Linked DNA regions of Homo sapiens: region 1 is linked to region 2. The links are chromatin contacts, found by Hi-C or POLR2A ChIA-PET in ENCODE. All regions are on one chromosome and are shown on one strand. The core of a region is the stretch at or near the end of the contact, and the rest is flanking DNA. Distances in the headings are between cores, read along the strand shown.

Region 1 (5,710 bases), core at 987-3,486, 300 kb before region 2:
CAGATCCACAAAGGGGCACTGGGAGGCAGTGGGCACAGCCCGGGCAGACCCAGGCCCAGCGACGCCTGCACGCAGCAGGCACATGGTGTCCATCTGTGGAATGAACCCTTGGCGGATGGAGGGGGAAGAATGACCCGAACCTCGCCCTCCAGCCCCTAGTCCCTGCCTGTGGAGTCAAAAGGCAGGATGGGCGCTGGCCAGCCACATCAGCTCCAAACTCTTTGAGATTTCAACTTTTGGGGCATTTTACAATCTGAGCATCTTGGTGCCTATGCTCCCTCGAGCCTGTCAAGCAAGTGCTCACTTCAGAGATCACTCCCTGGCTTCATCAGGACACTGCTCAAACGGCACCTCACTACTGAGGCCACCCAGACACGCTGCTGTCGCCCTGTCCTCCTTCCCTGCGCTTGCGCTGCACGGAACCTCAGTGAGCCATGTGTCTCCCTTCCTCTCACATCAGTTCCAGCAGGGCAGAGTGGACACTTACAGCTGGATTCCCAGGCCAACCACTGTCTGCCACACCCAGGCACTCGCTGGATATCTGGAGGGTGGATGAGTGGATAAGAGGATGGGTGGAAGGATGGATGGATGGAGAAATGGATATTTGGATGGGTAGATGGGTGGACATGTGGATGGATGGATATATGGATGAGTGGATATTCGGATAGGTGGATATTTGGATGAGTAGATGGATGGTTATGTGGATGGGTAGATGGGTGGATGTGTGGATGGATGGTTTTGTGGATGAGTGGATATTCAGATGGGTAAATATTTGGATGAGTGGATGGATGGTTATGTGGATGGACGGATGGGTGGATATGTGGATGGATGGATATATGGAGAAGTGGATATTTGGATGTGGATGGATGGATGGATGGATGGATGGATGGATGGATGGATGGATATATGGAGAAGTGGATATTTAGATGGGTGGATGGGTGGATATGTGGATGGATGGATATATAGATGAGTAGATATTCAGATGGGTGGATATTTGGATGAGTGGACGGATGGTTATGTGGACGGATGAATGGGTGGGTATGTAGATGGATGGATATATAGATGAGTGGATATTTGGATGGGAGGATATTTGGATGAGTGGATGGATGGTTATGTGGATGGGTGGATATGCGGATGGGTAGATGAATGAATGGATGAGAGAATAAATGGATGAATGGACAAGTGAATGAATATGAGGCCTTCTGATCCAAAAGACCTGTATACTGTGACTCTACCCTGGGATGCAATGTACAGAATGTATGGTCCAGTTAGACCAGGCTCACTCTACCTCAGCACAATTGACAGCTGGGTCTTGCTAGCTCCTTGCTGTTGGGGCGGTCCTGTGTGCCGTGGGAGGTTTACAGCATCCCCGAGTTGTGACAACCAAAGCTATCTCCAGACTTTGCCAGATGTCTTCCTGGGGGTGGGGGTGGGGTGGCAAAATTGCCCCTGGTTGAGAACCATTGAATTACACCTTTACTTTCAAAAAAAGATTCTTACAAACCTCCCCTGCCCGAGTCCTCAGGAGGGTAACTCAATCCCATGGGGACCTCTCAGCCACCAGAGAGCAATGCCTAGAAACCATAGGCTTTGCCGCTGTCATTTATTATTTTATCACATATTTACATTCCAGTAGGCAGCCAGTCCCCCTGTCCAACAAGGCCCTTTGGTCCTCACTGGTCGGCCTGCTCCAGACCCCCAGGTGCAGGCGCGTGTCCGGAGTCGAGGCTCCGCGATGTCAGACGTTCAGCAGGAGGGGCCGGTGCTCCTCGTCTGCAGCGTCGCTGGGAGGAATTTCATAAATGACAAACAGGGAGGAGTACAGGCAGCCCAGGAAGGACACGAGGCTGGAGAAGTACATCACCCCGTTGGCACTGCCCACGGCCGAGGTCAGGGGCCCCAGGACCAGGGAGACCAGAATCTGAGCCAGGAAGTACTGGCAGCTCAGCAGAGAGATGTCCACGCCCATGCCCCGCCGGGTGCCGTCCGCACTGGACCCTGCAAACTGACCCAGAGGAAGAAACGTGTCAGCGAGACACGCCGCGGCCAGCACGGGGTGACCGAGCTCGGTGTGTCCTGCGAGCCCAGGAGGCCCGAGCGGCCCACACACAGCGGCCTCACATTTTTCAGCGCCAACATGCACAGGGAGTTCAGCCAAGAGTTTAACAATATTTGTGTTCGGAGAGATGACGACAATGAAAAGAATCCATGACTAATGGGGCAGAGGGCTGAGCTCCCACGGGCCGAGGTGGCGGGAGACACTTTCCCCGCTCAGCACTTGAGCTCTTCCCCATCCTCTCACCCAAAGAAAACCAATCTGCCCAGCCAGGCGACCGCTCCACTCCTGCCATCCCCTCCTTCACCTTCATCCAGGATGGGACCTGCCCTACACCCCCAAAGTCCTCTGCACATGACAGCCGCTGGTCCTCTGTCCGAGGCTCCAAGGTCCTCGTGGCCTCCAGCTTGGGCACGTCACTCACTCTCCCTCCCCTGCATGCCATGCTGGGGGACAGTGGCTGAGAGTGTGGTCTGTGCAGAGTGACGGTGGGGAGCGGTGGCATGGCTTTCCCTCACTGGGCTCCCCCAGCACCAGCCGGCCTGCAAGGTGCTGCGTGAGTGGGCATTGCTGTGACCTGGGAGCCTGGGCCTCCCCTGCGGCTTCCCCCCATCAGAAGGGCTGTGCTCAGGGCCAGCCCAGCTGAACTTGTCAGACTCCAAACTCCCTAAAACAAATCAGGCCCAGGCCTGGGGGAGGCAACTGAGGCATGAGATTAAAAGGGAGAGAGAGAAACTCAGTAATCCAGGTCACATTTCTTTTCTTTCTTTCTTTTCTCTTTTCTTTTTTTTTTTTTTGAGACAGGGTCTTGCTCTGTTGCCCAGGCTGGAGTGCAGTGGCACAATCTCAGCCCACTGCAGCCTCAGCCTCCTGGGCTCAAGTGATCCTCCCACCTCAGCCTCCCGAGTAGCTGGAACTACCGGTGCATGCCACCACACCTGGCTAATTTTTAATTTTATTTTTTTAGAGATGGGGTCTGACTATGTTGCCCAGACTGTCCAGGTAATATTTCAATGCAGCATTTTAAGATTTCAAAGTCACTGCAAAGGAAAATTATGGTGGGAACATTATGTGACCATAAAAGGGAAGGAGGCGCTGACCCAGGAAACAGCACAGATGGAGCTCGAAGCCCACAGCTGCACTGCAGATGCCAGACACGAGAGGCCGCAGACTGCCTGACTCCATCACAGGAGACGTCCCAAATAGGCAAGTCCATGGGGACAGGAAGAAGGTTAGCGGTCACCTAGGCCTGGGAGAGTGGGAGGGTCAGAGGGGTGATGGCTGACGGGTTTCTTCCTGGGGTGACAAAACTGTTCTGAAATTGATGGTGGTGATGGTTGTACAACTCTGCGTGTGCTGAAACCGCCGAACGGTGCACATCACACACTGTTAGATGGTGCATATTTCAATACAGCCGGTAAAAGTCTATGCTGAGCAAAATATCAACAAAAATTTAAGGCACTTTATTTATGTATGTATGTATTTATTTGAGACGGAGTCTCACTCTGTCGCCCAGGCTGGAGTGCAGTGGCACGATCTCAGCTCACTGCAAGCTCCGCCTCCCGGGTTCACGCCATTCTTCTGCCTCAGCCTCCAGAGTAGCTGGGACTACAGGCGCCCGCCACCACGCCCGGCTAATTTTTTGTATTTTTAGTAGAGAAGGGGCTTCACTGTGTTAGCCAGGATGGTCTCGATCTCCTGACCTCGTGATCCACCCTCCTTGGCCTCCCAAAGTGCTGGGATTACAGGCGTGAGCCACCGCACCCGGCCTATTTATTTATTTACATAGCCACTGTCACCCAGGCTGGAGTGCAGTGGTGCAATCTTGGCTCAGTGCAACCTCCGCCTCCCAGGTTCAAGCCATTCTCCTGCTTCAGCCTCCCAAGTAGCTGGAATTATGGGCACGGGCCACCATGCCTGGCTAATTTTTGTATTTTAGTAGACATGGTTTCGTCATGTTGGCCAGGCTGATCTTGAACTCTTGACCTCAAGTGATCCATCTGCCTCGGCCTCCCAAAGTGCTGGGATTACGGGCGTGAGCTACTGCGTTTGGCCTTTTAAATGCCATTTTTCCTTTTGCCTCAGACTCCAATATGAGGTGGCTCAGCACTGTTACTGATCCTTTTTTTTTTTTTTTCAAAGTATTACTATCTTTTTTTTTGAGACGGAGTCTCGCTCTGTCGCCCAGGCTGGAGTGCAGTGGTGCGATCTTGGCTCACTGCAAGCTCCGCCTCCCAGATTCACGCCATTCTCCTGCCTCAGCCTCCCGTGTAGCTGGGACTATAGGCGTCCGCCACCACGCCTGGCTAATTTTTGTATTTTTAGTAGAGATGGGGTTTCACCATGTTGGCCAGGCTGGTCTTGAACTCCTGACCTCAGGTAATCCGCCCGCCTCAGCCTCCCAAAGTGCTGAGATTACAGGCGTGAGCCACCGCACCCGGCTGTGAAGTGAAATTTCTATTCATTGTCCCTCTTACTCTTTTTTTTTTTTTTTTTGAAACGGAGTCTTGCTCTGTCGCCCAGGCTGGAGTGCGGTGGCACCATCTCGCCATCTCGGCTCACTGCAACCTCCGCCTCCCAGATTCAAGCGATTCTCCTGCCTCAGCCTCCCGAGTAGCTGGGACTAGAGGCACGCGCCACCATGCCCAGCTAATCTTTTGTATTTTTAGTAGAGATGGGGTTTCACTGTGTTAGCCAGGATGGTCTCAATCTCCTGACCTCGTGATCCACCCACCTCAGCCTCCTAAGTACCTGGGACTACAGGTGTGAGCCACCACGCCCGGACCCCTCTCTTACTCTTAATTTATGCCTGATTATTTTTCTTTATGCTAAATCCATAATCCGTAACGAGATTTCAGCTGTCCTTTTCTAAAGGACGGGTACCATATCCTTTTAATCTGCTTGATAAGGTACTCAGGCCTGTCCAAATAATGAAATGGTTTCGTTGTTATTAAGCCATGCCCAGTATTTGGGCAAAACCAACATCTAATAAATTACACTGTCACCTAATACCCACGGTTGATGGGAAGCCATGAGGAACAAGGGGAGGTGATAAAACCGGCAGGTGGATCAAGGAATAAAAGCCAAGAGAAATCTGAGACCAGAGGGCAAGAAACGTCTAGTCAGGATTCAAGGACAGAACTGAAGTTCCCACAGAAAAAGGATCAGGAGCTGAGCTGGCTATCAGAACCCCTAGTACATGGTGAACTGATCCTCTCTTTATTTAAAATTTTGGGCTGGGTGCGGTGGCTCACGCCTGTAATCCCAGCACTTTGGGAGGCTGAGGCGGGCGGATCATGAGGTCAAGAGATTGAGACCAGCCTGACCAACATGGTGAAACCCCGTCTCTACTAAAAATACAAAAAATTAGCTGGGCATGGTGGTGCGTGCCTGTAGTCCCAGTTACTCGGGAGGCTGAGGCAGGAGGACCACTTGAACCCGGGAGGCGGAGGTTGCAGTGAGCCGAGATCGCACCACTACACTCCAGCACAGGCATCAGAGCAAGACTCCATCTCAAAAAAAAAAAAAAAGAAAGAAAGAAAGATGTTTTTGTTCTCCATGGATTTTTGGCAAGAATTCTGATTTTTAAAAATACTGCATTAACATGTTATCGATCTGGATTGCTGAGTTTTCCGAGCTTCACTGCCTCCCCAT
Region 2 (5,627 bases), core at 1,018-3,517:
AACTCCAATCCTTGACTTCTCACAAATAAAGTCCCAAAGAATATAAGCTTTGAATCAAAAAGCACAAAACGCATGAGGAAACACTGCTGAGAATGACGTTTACTGAAAGTAAAACTAAGCAGAATAAACAAACTGCCTAAGTAAACCCACAAAGACCTCAGATGTTGGAATTATTAGATAACAAATATAAAATATAAGGTTTACTATAAAGGCTACACATGGACATACAGAGGGGAATAATAGACACTGGAGACTCCAAAGATAAGAAGACGAGAGGGGTGGGTGAGGGATAAAAAATTACCTAATGATAATTTTCACTATTTACCTATTGGTACAATATTTTACTCTTCAGGTGATGGGTACACTAAAAGCCCAGACATCACTGTTACACAATATATCCATGTAAGAAAGCTGCTCTTGTACCCCTTAATCTATAAAAATAAAAAATTTTGTTTACAGTAATTAAAGAAATAAAGTATCAGAGAAGGAAAAAATTATCAAAAATAATCAAGATGTATTTGATTATTTTTGATATGTGATTATTTTTAGGTGCATTTGAAAAAAATACATCTAAAAATGACAAATATAATAACTCACATTATAAAGCCAATTGATGTTAAGTAGCAGATATAGCTGAAGAGAGCAATAGCAAACTGGAAAATAGATTTGAAGAAACTATACAAAATGTAGCACAAAAAGAGAAAGAAATAGAAAATACAAAAGAGTTAAAAGACACCAAGGACAGAGTAAAAAGATCTAATACTTATCTAATCAAAGTTATAGCAGGAGAAAAAAGAAAGGGAAAGAAACAACGAAACTCCGTCTCTACTAAAAATATAAAAATTAGCTGGGCGTGGTGGTGGTGCACACTTGTAGTCCCAGCTTCTAGGGAGGCTGAGGCAGGAGAATCACTTGAACCCAGGAGGCAGAGGTTGCAGTGAGCCAAGATCTCGCCACTGCACTCCAGCCTGGTGACAGAGCAAGACTCCATCTCAAAAAAAAACAAAACAAACAAAAAAAAAAAACAGAAGTTTAAATTCTGGACAAAAACATGAAAATTGGGAGGTGGAAGAACATGAAAATTAGGAGGCAGTGATGTGAATTAACATGTTCTTAAGTGTTTCTTGTATTTTTCAGGAGAGTAAAGATACTAGCTTTAGACTTTGCTATGTTAAGCATTTCACAATTTCTAGGTAACCACCAAAAAAGAGAAATAGAGGGTATAACTTCCAAATTGGGAGCATGAGATGAGAAAAAAATGCAACGAGTAAAGAAAAGATGCAAGAAATGAGAAAGAAAAACCCTTAAAATCAAGACAAATAGACAGTTCAAAATAGCATGGTATAAATGATTGAAATTATCAGTAAAATATATCAGTAATCATAATAATTATAAGTGAACTACACTCACCAATGGAAGACAAAGATTTTTTTAATCCAGCTCTGCGCTGTTTATAAAACAGACCAAAAACTTAAGGACACCCAAAGAGTAAAAAGAAAATTTTAGAAAAAAATACACCAAAGTACTAACCAAAAGAAAGCCATTGTGACTCCAGAAATATCAAACAGGCCAGGCGTGGTCTCTCACGCCTATAATCCCATCACTTTGGGAGGCTGAGGCAAGCAGATCACTCAAGACCAGGAGTTTGAGACCAGCCTGGCCAACATGGCAAAACTCTGTCTCTACTAAAAATACAAAAAATTAGCTGGGCATGGTGGCACACACCTGTAATCCCAGATACTCAGATGGCTGAGACACAAGAATCGCTTAAACCCAGGAGGTATAGGTTACAGTGAGCTAAGATCATGCCACTGCAGTCCAGCCTAAGCCACAGAGTGAGACTTTGTCCCAAAACAAAACAAGACAAAACAAAAAAAGAAAGAAAGAAAGTAAAGAAAAGAAGTATCAAACAAAATAGACTTTAATGCAAAAATTATTACTAGAGATAGAGGCTTACTACAAATTAACAAAATGTTGGATTTATCAGACAGATTTAACAATTCTAAACATGTATGCTCTGAATAATATAGCCTCAAAATATCAAAGTAGAAACATCAACAAAACTACTAGGAAAATGGAGTGAGGAAGGATAAACTAACAACAGAGAGAACAAAAGGAAGTTTCCATGATGAGCTACCCAGATCCCCAATGAGTTATGAAAAGCCTTATTCCTCAAGCTCCTGGGAATGCTGCCAGAACATGGCCCTTAGCTGTCAACCCTGTTTGGAGAGTGACTCAGCTGAAGAAAACTGCCTTTTCCAAGCTTACTCTTCCTTCCAAAGGCAAGCCATATCAATGACTGACCAATAAGAGTTAGAGGAAAAAAGGTCCAGCTCTCTTGCCCAAGTTAGGACAACTCCAAAGGGTCAATCCTGTTCCAGAGCTTTGCATGTAGTTAGCTAAGGCCTATGTCGTACATGGATCACAACTTAACTTCTCCCTCTGCCCAATTCTTTTTCCTCACCCTTCCTTCAACACTCTAATAAATGTCCTCCATGTTCATCTCCATCTCAAAGACTGCTTGCCAAGAAGCCAGTCTGCAACAAATATCCAGGAGAGATGCACTGGTAAGAAATTAAAAATATGGGATTAAAGGCCAGGAGAAAAAAAAAAAAGGGACTACAGGCCAGGAGAGAAAATGGGACTACAATTAGATTTTGGTGTAATTTACATAGACATCATAATAAAAGCTCAGGAATAGAATGAGATGACTAAACTAAGGAATAAGTAAAGAAAGCCTCGAAGACGCCAACATCTAAGCATACAAGGAAGAGAAGAATAAATGACCGAGCAGGACTGAGGAGAGGTATCAAAAGGTGTGACGTGTAGTGTTACCGAGGTCAAAGAACAGAAAACTTTAAGAAATTTGTAAGTGAACAGAGTCAAATGCTGTACATAAGAAAATGGCTGTTGTGGACACTTGATGTATGCTGACAATATCCATTTCCTTTTTTTCCTAGTCCATTCTTCAGTCTTACTCTGGGAAGCTATCACCTCCTCTACTCTTAGTCCTCCTCTACTCTTGGTCCTCCTCTGCACTTGAGCCTCAGATGGATTTGATTCTCCCCCCATGGTTCCAAATGAGGTCCCACATTCAGGCTTGGCCAATTGGAACATTGCACTCCCCTGGCCTTCAGTTTCGATTTGTGAGAATCAGGCCCAGGGTTTTTGTTCAAACTATTAAATAAGTTGTTTTTAAAATTTTTAATTAGATGATCCCAGGGTTTGCTGGCAGCCATCATGCCACCAAGGAACCTCAAAATGAAGTCAACACAAACATGGATAAAGCCAAAAGTTAGAGAAAGTCTTGCCCTGCATGATGTCATCTGAACATGTGAACAAAGCAATGTGTGCAGCGACATCCTAGTCTTCTCCAGTACTGATCCACTGAATTCCTTTTTTTATTTATCCAATTTGAGTTGGGTTTCCTGTCACTAAAAAAAAGTCCTAACTGATAACATGAGGATAGATATTCCATACTCAATTTTGTATTCTACTTTTTAAAAAAACTTTTATTTTAGGTTCGGGGTACATGTGCAGGTTTGTGTTATAGGTAAACTTATGTCACAGAAATTTGTTGTACAGATTGTTTTGTCAGCCAGGTACTGTGTTTGACTTTTTTCACTGAACATGATCATGAAAGAATTTGTGGTGGTTAAAAGGAAACTAACTGCCTAGGTTGGAATCTAGTTCCTAGCTGTGTGACTTTGAGCACATGACCTAACCTCACCTTGTAAACTGGGTACAACGATAGGATGTACCTCGTAGGGTTGTTGTGAAAGTTAAGTTAATATATGTCAAGCCTTAGAACAGTATCTAGTTCTTAGTAAATGCCACAAAAGTGTTAGCTATTATTAGGCATTATTCTCAATTACAAAATGTTCATAATCATATTACTCCTAATTATAAAATTCTCATTAGCATATGAATAGTCTGTATTTTACTTGGCCAGTTGTCCTACTACCAGGCCAGTTTTTCACTCTTATGAATAACACCATATTGAACCTCTTTGGGTATAAAGCTTTCTGTATTGTGATTACTTCCTCAGTTTTTTGCTGTTTTTGAGATGGAGTCTCACTCTGTCGCCCAGGCTGAGTGCAGCAGCGGGATCTCTGCTCACTGCAACCTACACCTCCCAGGTTCAAGCGATTCTTGTGCCTCGGCCTCCTGAGTAGGGATTACAGGCACAAGCCATCATGTCCAGCTAATTTTTGTATTTTTAGTAGATATGGGGTTTCACCATGTTGGCCAGGTTGGTTTTGAACTCCTGACCTCAAGTGATTCACCTGCCTCAGCCTCCCAAAGTGCTGGGATTACAGGCGTGAGCCACTGTGCCTGGCCTATTTCCTTAGAGTGCTGGTAAAAATACTGGTTCAAAGAGTTTATTTGATTCTCGAAAAATTTTAAGGAGGTAGAATCTACAGCCTTGGTCTGATGAGGCTTCTTTTCCATTTTTATATCAATTAGGCTGTTTGTATCCACCTGAATTTTCCATCCTATAGTTTAAGCTTATGGCCAAGACAGTCAACAGTGGTGCTGTGTGCTATAAGAGATACAAAAGAAATCATAATCTTCACTAGGATCATATACTCTAATGAGACAGGACAAATGCATATAAAGAATTAAAGAAAACTTCAAATAGAAGCAAAGTTCAAATGACTAGAAATTTTTCTGGATTTTACTTTGAAAAAGTAGAAACCATTAGAAATATATGTAGTAAGATACTCAGTAAATGTTTGTTGAATGAATGTAATGGTTACCATGGATGTCCTGGGGTACCTTCTGATGCCTCAGGATGGTGTGCACTAATAGGAAGTCGATTTTATTATATTTCTAAGTCAGTGAAAACTAAGATTTTGTTACATTTTTTTCCCAGTTTTTATGAATCACAGCTCCCTAAGGTTAATGACTTAATTACACTTATTTTACAAGAGAAAACAACACAGGAATGGTCATGTGTCTTAATTACACACACACGCCTGTTCTAGGAAAAAAAAAAAATCTGGCTGGGCGCGGTGGCTCAAGCCTGTAATCCCAGCACTTTGGGAGGCTGAAGCAGGTGGATCACTTGAAGTCAGGAATTGGAGACCAGCCTGGCCAACATGGTGAAACCCTGTCTCTACTGAAAATACAAACATTAGCCAATTGTGGCAGCGGGCGCTTGTAGTCCCAGCTACTCGGGAGGCTGAGGCATGAGAATCACTTGAACCCAGGCAGCAGAGGTTGCAGTCAGCTGAAATTGCCGCTGCACTCCAGCCTGGGCGACAGAGCAAGGCTCTATCTCAAAAAAAAAAAAAAAAAAAAAAAAAAAAAAAAAAAAAAAAAAAAAAAAAAATCTGACACCTTTAAGATATCAGGCATTTACAGTCATTATTTTTAAAAGTATAATTTGGAAAGAAGATTACTTTAATCCCACAGTCTTAGATGGACTGAGGAAGAGGTCAGAAACAACTCAAAAGAAATTATGGTTCCAGATGCATTGGCAAATTTAATTCAAGGATCAATCAATATTCATCTGACCTTCATAAATGATTTGAAATTTATATCCTTTCTTATAAAAGGAGTATTAAACCCAAAGTCCTGAGTTCTAGTGGTGTCTCCATTAGATATCTGTTGCTTTTGCAATG

The links. A loop is a pair of places that touch in the nucleus more often than their neighbours do. ChIA-PET counts read pairs that join two places held with the same protein, here RNA polymerase II (POLR2A). Pooled maps may share reads with other maps.
Region 1: a map of left cardiac atrium shows a loop between it and region 2 (2.7-fold over the local background). The contact joins two enhancer-like sites. A Hi-C loop is called at or near these places in 18 of 168 maps with a recorded cell type or tissue (CD14-positive monocyte, CD4-positive, alpha-beta T cell, CD4-positive, alpha-beta memory T cell and 11 more), 17 of 37 single-sample maps with no recorded cell type and 24 of 50 pooled maps. POLR2A ChIA-PET finds 5 or more read pairs at or near these places in 3 of 52 experiments (AG04450, HepG2 and activated CD4-positive, alpha-beta T cell).

What each region holds. Positions count from the first base shown.
Region 1 is chr1:8,340,042-8,345,751 of GRCh38, reverse strand. SLC45A1 (solute carrier family 45 member 1) reads right to left here. Exons shown (of 9, transcript NM_001080397.3): 9 at 1,587-2,005. The coding sequence ends at 1,739. Among named protein-coding and RNA genes, the nearest start is that of SLC45A1, 25 kb to the right of the region's middle. RefSeq lists an enhancer at 2,136-2,876. Within about 2 kb of position 2,236, at least 24 of the 41 ENCODE cell types and tissues checked have a DNase peak (open chromatin) inside an H3K27ac peak, as active enhancers do; they include PC-9 and ascending aorta, where a contact is called at or near this core.
Region 2 is chr1:8,037,376-8,043,002 of GRCh38, reverse strand. The region is part of intron 2 of ERRFI1-DT (ERRFI1 divergent transcript); the gene reads right to left. Among named protein-coding and RNA genes, the nearest start is that of ERRFI1-DT, 14 kb to the right of the region's middle. RefSeq lists a silencer at 2,100-2,394. Within about 2 kb of position 2,267, at least 16 of the 41 ENCODE cell types and tissues checked have a DNase peak (open chromatin) inside an H3K27ac peak, as active enhancers do; they include PC-9 and ascending aorta, where a contact is called at or near this core.